Regions from separate parts of the Homo sapiens genome. Here region 1 is linked to region 2. Evidence: chromatin contacts called from ENCODE Hi-C or POLR2A ChIA-PET data. All regions are on one chromosome and are shown on one strand. The core of a region is the stretch at or near the end of the contact, and the rest is flanking DNA. Distances in the headings are between cores, read along the strand shown. Region 1 holds the start of TAL2 (TAL bHLH transcription factor 2). Region 2 holds the start of FKTN-AS1 (FKTN antisense RNA 1).

The links. A loop is a pair of places that touch in the nucleus more often than their neighbours do. ChIA-PET counts read pairs that join two places held with the same protein, here RNA polymerase II (POLR2A). Pooled maps may share reads with other maps.
Region 1: a pooled map shows a loop between it and region 2 (2.2-fold over the local background). The contact joins the promoter of TAL2 here to the promoter of FKTN-AS1 in region 2. A Hi-C loop is called at or near these places in 2 of 50 pooled maps. POLR2A ChIA-PET finds 5 or more read pairs at or near these places in 2 of 52 experiments (activated CD4-positive, alpha-beta memory T cell and activated naive CD4-positive, alpha-beta T cell).

The regions. Positions count from the first base shown.
Region 1 is chr9:105,660,904-105,664,819 of GRCh38, forward strand. It overlaps TAL2 (TAL bHLH transcription factor 2), which reads left to right and starts at 1,554. Exons shown (of 1, transcript NM_005421.3): 1 at 1,554-2,221. The coding sequence starts at 1,594. The coding sequence ends at 1,920. RefSeq lists an enhancer at 1,581-1,670.
Region 2 is chr9:105,556,586-105,560,374 of GRCh38, forward strand. FKTN-AS1 (FKTN antisense RNA 1) reads right to left here and starts at 1,721. Exons shown (of 3, transcript NR_184141.1): 1 at 1,185-1,721; 2 at 529-590. FKTN (fukutin) reads left to right here and starts at 1,546. Exons shown (of 11, transcript NM_001079802.2): 1 at 1,546-1,580. RefSeq lists enhancers at 1,407-1,456, 1,617-1,806.

The DNA.
Region 1 (3,916 bases), core at 304-2,803, 100 kb after region 2:
TCTGGCCTTGGAGCCTGTGCTCTTGACCACCATGCATATGGTTCCACTGATGGCTGAGTTACGTGAAGACTCCTGTAGAGTCAGGGCTTGGAAAGGGAAGATCTCACCTGCTGTTTAAAGAAATAGGTAAGTAGAGAGTGGGGAGGAAATTCAAGGAACAGAAAATGACAATGTGCGAAAGTGTAGAGTTGGGAATATTCATGAGTCTTCGGAGGAACTAGAAAGGGCCCAGTGCCCAGAGGAGCTGAGCGTGGAGCAGGCAGCAGACCAATAGCAGTAAGCCAAGAACATCAAACTGCCTGGGGCTAGACTTGGGCTTGTTTGCCAGTGCCTCCCAAGTGTTCCTATTAGCACATGTTAATCCAAGCCACTTGAAAAAAGGGACTCTTGCCTCTAAGAGTGAAAAATGCCTGCATAATGCTCGGCAGTATGTGATGATAAACCACTCTCCTAGACTTGGAAAGGTCATCCAATGCAGCCCCAAAGAGGCCCAAGTATCTTCTACAGAATCCACGCCAAATCACCACTCCCACCTGCCCCTTGTCTTTTCATTTTTGCGAGACTAAATACCCCCACTTCTGTTCTTCATACACCAGGGTTTCAAGACCCTTCATCATTCTGTTCCTGCTCCTCTAAATATAGTCCAGTCTGGATATTTTAGTTCTTACAGAGAGGGGCTGAATCCTCCAGGTGAGGTCTGCCAGCTAACAAGAGAGCTGTATTGTCTTCTCTATTCCAAATTTTATTTTATTAACGAAACCTACAATCATTTTCTTTTTTTACTTCATTCTGATAATACATTGTTGATTCATATTCAACTCTCTGTTGGTGGCCGGGCATCGTGACTCACGCTTGCAATCCCAGCACTTTGGGAGGCCGAGGCGGGTGGATCACCTGAGATCAGGAGTTTAAGACCAGGCTGGCCAACATGGTGAAACCCCATCTCTACTAAAAATATAAAAACTAGCCAGGCGTGGTGGCAGGCGCCTATAGTCCCAGCTACTCCGGAGACTGAGGCAGGAGAATCGCTCAAACCCGGGAGCTGGAGGTTGCAGTGAGCTGAGATGGTGCCATGGCACTCCAGTCTGGGTGACAGAGTGAGACTCCATCTCAAAAAAAGAAAAAAACAAAAAACAAAAAACAAACTTTCTATTGGCCAAACATATGTTGCATTTATACATAAACTCAATCAATATTGTACCTGATTCTGAACAATTAGGAAGAGTTGGTTATAAAGGAAGAAACAGGAGTATTGGGACAAAGCAATCTTTCAACTGGAGGCTTCAAAACAGCCAGAGAGAAAAAGCTGAAGGGTGTTGTTCTTACCTTCCCCTGTTGTTTTTAAGTTAAAAAAAGAAATTATGCATAATTCATAGCGTCACTGATGCCTCGAAAGGTGAGAGGCATATGTTTGTGTCCCTGTGGGGTTGTTTTCTTTTTTAAAAACCTGAAAATGAGGAAATGAATCTCGTAAGCTCTGAGTCGAGAAAATCTAACATCTCAGGTTCTTGGCAGGACATGTGATACCAATCAGGCCTCTTATAAGATATTGGCCCTGAGGGCCCTTTCTCTTTCCATCTCAGGAACTCAAACATGACCAGGAAGATCTTCACAAATACCAGGGAGCGGTGGAGGCAGCAGAATGTCAACAGCGCCTTTGCCAAGCTGAGGAAGCTCATCCCCACTCACCCTCCAGACAAAAAGCTGAGCAAAAATGAAACGCTTCGCCTGGCAATGAGGTATATCAACTTCTTGGTCAAGGTCTTGGGGGAGCAAAGCCTGCAACAAACGGGAGTGGCTGCTCAGGGGAACATTCTGGGGCTCTTCCCTCAAGGACCCCACCTGCCAGGCCTGGAGGACAGAACTCTGCTTGAGAACTACCAGGTTCCTTCACCTGGTCCAAGCCACCACATTCCTTAGTGTGGCTCTGGCTGTCATCTCCCAGGGCAGCACTTGCCCAGAAATCACTGCCTGTGGACAGACTTTTGCATGTTCCAGAGTTGACCTGATGATAACTCGTGAAGCATGAATTCTAGCTTCCTGGGAGGTGGCTCAGAGACAGCTGCAGGGAGCTGAAAGAAGCCATGAGGAATGTCACTTGTGGGCCGCCACCCCCCAGGGATGTCAGGTAGAGCGGCCTACCTCTGCCTATTTTAAATCCAGGTTCTGCATAAGACTTTTGGAGAAAAAATTCTAAATAAAAAAAAAAAAAGGCTGAAAATCACTGTTTATACTCAATGTCTTCAGTTATAAGAAAGAAGTTTTCTCATAATGGATCTCAGATGAATAAGTAGAATATGCTTCCTTCAGAACATATTTTAAAGTTTGTTTTGAAAAATGAGATTTGATCAAGGGTGAACAAAATAAATCTTAAGATTGATGGGCCGGGCACGGTGGCTCACGCCTGTAATCCCAGCACTTTGGGAGGCTGAGATGGGCAGATCACCTGAGGTCAGGAGTTTGAGACCAGCCTGGCCAACATGGTGAAACTCCGTCTCTACTACAAATACAAAAATGAGCCAGGTGTGGTAGTGCGCACCTGTAATCCCAGATACTCAGGAGGCTGAGGCACGAGAATCGCTTGAACCCGGGAGGGGGAGGTTGCAGTGACCCAAGATCATGCCACTGCACTCCAGCCTGGGCAACGGAGCAAGACTCGCTCTCAAAAACAACAATAACAAAAAAAGTTTTCTCATAATGGATCTCAGATGAATGAGTAGCAGCATATGCTTCCCTCAGAACAGATTTTAAAGATGGTTTTGAAAAATGAGATGCATTTGATCAAAGGTGAACAAAATAAATCTTAAGATTGATGAATAGAAAGATAACCCCTGCAGAAACCAACCTGGGAGACTTGCGGGAAAAATCTGTGGAGAAAAGACACCCCCCGCCCCCCGCCCACTAAGGTGTGGGGATTACAGGAATGCAGCAGAGATATGTGGAACAGTTCTGTGTCCTTTCAACTCTGTAGAAGTGTGAGGTGCTACTTGTGCTGAGCCATTTGTACATATGTGACTTCTAAAGGCAAATAGTGGATTATATCTGTGAGACGAAACAACTGGATAATTTATGTGTTAGGGCTCGTAGTTTTCTTACGAAAAACAGTTAGCTGAAATAAGTTAGCTAAAGCCTTCACTTCACATGTCATGCATTAAAACGTTTCACTCAGCCTGAACTCCTGCTGATTCAAGACCTGTAAAATTCAATTATAATTATGAAAATCCAAACATTACCATTTAATGACTCATTTAACAGAGAGCTTAGTTTAAACAAAACATTTAGAGTAAACAATAGAAATGTAATACCAGACGCTAATGAACTAATGAATTTGTAATTTGTCTTCTTTGCTATGGCACATTAGCCTTCTCAAAAAGAAAAAAGTTTCTCATAATAGATCTCAGATGAATGAGTAGCATATGCTTCCCTCAGAACAGATTTTAAAGTTGGTTTTGAAAAATGAGATGTATTTGATCAAGGGTGATCAAGCTTAGTCTTAGGCTTGGAGGCCTGGTACCCAACAAGTCAGTGAAATAGCACGGATCTGGCAGAATCCATCACCATATGCCACCCTGATGATACTTGGAGTCAAAGATAAATCCTATAGTTGAACCTGGAATACAAATAATGTTATTTGATTATCTCTGGGACATTTTCCTTCCCCAAAGTTCTTGACAGTACATTGGTTTTAAAACCTTCTAAACCATACGTAGGAAACTGATGGATTTGAGATTAGGGATTTCCAGTATATACACAACAGAGGAATTTAAATTTCCTGCCACTCAGAAATAAGGTGTTTTACTTGTGAAAGGTTGAAATGAGCCTCCTTGGTCTGGTGATTGGAAGAAAGCTGGATGAAACTCTTACAATCTCATTCTCCCGAAATAGAAAGGTCATTATGTCATTAAATTCTATACAG
Region 2 (3,789 bases), core at 471-2,970:
ATCAGGAAGTACATAATATATGCTTGTCCCAAATTTAGTGAGATTAAGATCAGTGGGTTTAGGTGATGCCAGTCTATTATAAAGTTCCCCATCAACCTTTCACCTTAATTTTATCATCTATTGATGTTGCCCTTTCGATTATTTTATTAGGAGTTACAAAATCGTGATTGTTTTATCATCCTCCATTTATTAGCTGGAACTCTTATAAGTACTTTGGTTACACTAAAATTCAATTCATACAAGAAAGGCAGGATAAATGCTTGATGTTTTCCCTTATCAAGTTTTAGAATATTTAATCTTCAACTTGGCAATCTTCAATCACGACTGAATTTTATTTTTTAAGGAGTCATTATAAACTCAAGAATTTTTATATTTGATGTGTTTCAATCAATAGCAAGTATGTGATGCTCAAGTTTTCCCATGTCCCATCACGTTAGCACCTGTGTTAATGATGCCATTAAGCTTTGATAACTTACTTCCTCTTGGTGTAACCTTCCACTTTTTTTTATTAACCTACTGAGTACCTACCCGTTCTGAGTGCATTGGATGAGAGGACTTCAACAGTAAGCTTGTATGTGCATAGGAAATTTCTGGAAGGAAAAACAAAAAGTTGGTAAATGTCATAACCTGTAGGAAGTGAGGAAGATTTTTTCTTCCTTTTCTTTCTGTACTGATAGAATTAAAAACAAAGCTTAGAAAACAAATATATGATGGGAGTATTTTCCGTTTTGTAGAAATAAATTATAATTACAGTAACTGGTTTAGTGAATTATGGTTTTCAAAAATTTATAAGAAGATTAATATCTGAGCCTTAACAACCACCTTTTGGATTACACCGTTAAAAGAACCAAAGTGAGAGGATCGCTTGAGGCCAAGAGTTCGAGACCAGCCTGGGCAAGATGGTGAGGACGCCCTCCCCCCCACCCCCGCCACACCCCGCCCTGCTAGCCCCCAACGTCTCTACAAAAAAAGAAAAGAAAAAAGTTAATCAGGTACAAAATTGTATCCAGCCTTAAACTGGAGGGCAACAGGTCGCTAAATCTTGAATGTCATAAAGGCACCTCAACTTCATGAGGAATAGTGAACGCAGCTGCTATTTTCCACTCTATCCCCTAGCTCTACTAATTGTATCCAAACCAAACTTCAGGGAGTTATGCTGAATCCCTCTAGCAAAGCACACGCACTAAAAAAACCACTCGTTTATCAGAAGTTCACATTTAACGGGCTTGGAAAACGGCTCAGCTGCTGCCTCCAGTTCATCTTCCGCTGTCGAAAGCGTTTCAGAACTTAAACTCTCAGATTGCCTCAGTGCGCTGCTGTAGTTGTCAATTAGGCAAGAGATAAAAAAGGGCTTTGGCTAAGTGGCTAGATTATAAAAGCGAGGAATCGCCAGGGCTCAGTGAACTTCTGGCGGTGAGGATGCGACAAGAGTCACAGGAAAGCCGAGGCTGGGGCTGGACCGTGGGAACGTCCCAGCAGGAACCAAGCCAGCCTCCGCCGCTCAGCACTTGACGGCGGCTTTTGCGGCGGTTGCTGTGAGTGCCGTAAAGCGGAGCGGCTGCAGCCTGCTGTTGAGTGAGGTAAGGTACGGGAGGCTCAGGTCGGTACCCGGGGATGGGTGGGCGCCTTCAGACAGGTACCGCTGGCGACTCGGGTGCCCTTACCGGGCATCCTCCAGCATTCTGGGCACCTGCCTACCCCTTGGTGAGGAGGCCGGCCACAGGCTGAGCGCGCTCCGGGCTGGGTACTCCTCAGTCAGTCCACGAGCATCGCGTGGTAGACTTCCACTTGGCCAGTCCTTCCCGCACTTCTGGGCGTGTCATCAGGTGAAATCTTAATCCTGGGACAGATGAAAGGTTGGAGGACGATCGAGACTCTTGTAGTAGCCGGGTTAGGGTAGTGACCCCTGACCTCAGGTTATCCGCCCGCGTTGGCCTCTCAAAGTGCTGAGATTACAGCCGTGAGCCACCGCGCCCGGCCTGAAATTTACAATTTCTCATTTAACATGAGGTAAGCCACATTTCTCTTGGCTTCAGTTTTGTCAGATGTGGAAAAAAAAAAAAAAGGACCTAGATGATATATCAGATTCTTTATGCTTTTGAAGATAGCACGTTTCCAGTCGGTAAAAATCAAGCTGTGAACAAATGACAAAGTGAATGATAGAGCAGTATATTAGAAATTGGGCAGATGGAAGCCCAGTAGAAAAGGCTGTGTTTGAGCTAGACTCTGAGGATAAATAGGGTTTGAACGATTGGAAACCATCTCTGTTGGGCCATGGACAAAGATATCAAATGCAGGAATAAGCATTTATATTTTAGCGATTCTATTTGTGGACATAAGTTTAGTGAGGGTAGAGGATTTGGGAAGGCTGGCATTGAACGGTGAAAGAACTCTTAGTGGAAAGGAAGTGCAGGGTGTTCTGACAAGGAAGAAGAAAGGAACCGGGGAAATGCCGAAAGAACAATACGCAGGACTTGATTTCTTGGATCTGGGTGATGATATTTTTAACCTGCGTTTCTAAAAAGTAAGTTTAAGTGCTGTTGGCAAAAATGGGAATTCTGTTGAATTCCAGCATGCAATAGTGTACTGGGAATAAAGTGATTTAGATCGTAGAGTGCTGAGGTTGCCAATAACTAGCCTCTTGGCTGTCATTTAATTCTTCTAGAGCCTATTCTCCATAAGGTGATGTTGGGCCAGCTGATCTCTCTTCTCTAAAGCCTGTAAAACTAGAGACTGTGAGGATGGAGAGCTAGTTACTTTCTTCTGGACTGGGAGAGGACGATAGTTGACAGAGAATAAAATTGTTAATTTTGGGGCTGGACGCGGTGGCTCACGCCTGTAATCCCAGCACTTTGGGAGGCTGAGGCGGGTGGATCACCTGAGGCCAAGGAGTTCGAAACCAGCCTGGCCAACATGGTGAAACCCTATCTCTACTAAAAATACAACAAATTAGCCGGGTGTGGTGGCGGGCGCCTGTAATCCCAGCTACTCCTGAGGCTGAGGCAGGAGAATCGCTTGAACTTGGGAGGCAGAGGTTGCAGTGAGCCAAGATCAGGCCACTGCACTCCGGCCTGGGCAACAAGAGCGAAACTCTGTCTCAAAAAAAAAAAAAAGTTAATTTTGAACATGTTAAATTTGAGGTGAGGTGCAGGAAATAGAGTTGAAAATATAGGCAGATAGAGTGCATGGACTGTAATTTAAATAGTGTTTTCTCTCACAGGTGGTAGTTAAAATCTTGAGAATGGATTTGGTTTCAGGGAGAGATTGTAGAGAGAGTAACTATAGGCCATACCCACAGAGAGGAGGTTGGAGAAATTATTGAAGGAGGCATGTGGATCTCAGAGCTAAGAGCAAGGAAGGAGTTCTTTTTAAAAAAGTTACATATAGTTGTAGATTCTCAGGGGCCCAGTGTTGTTATTAAGCTAATTTAACAGCATTTACAGCAAATAATAAGCACCTACTTCTGGGAATTCTGGCAGAAAATAAATAATTCAAATAGATATAATCTCCACTGCCTAATTGTCTACCCAGAAGTGGTATCATTTACATATTTATTTATTCAACAAATATTTATATGTTTCAAGCACTGCTGGTTCTAGGGATATAACGACGAGCAAGGTAGACATTGTTCTTATCCTCCCTGCATGTAAAGCCCTTAGCATCTACATCAGTGCTTTTCAAATTTTAATGTACATATGAATCATCTGAGGATTTTATTAAAATGTAGATTATGAATCAGTAGGTGGGGGCTGAAAATTCTGTATTACTAACAAGCTCCAATGTGATACT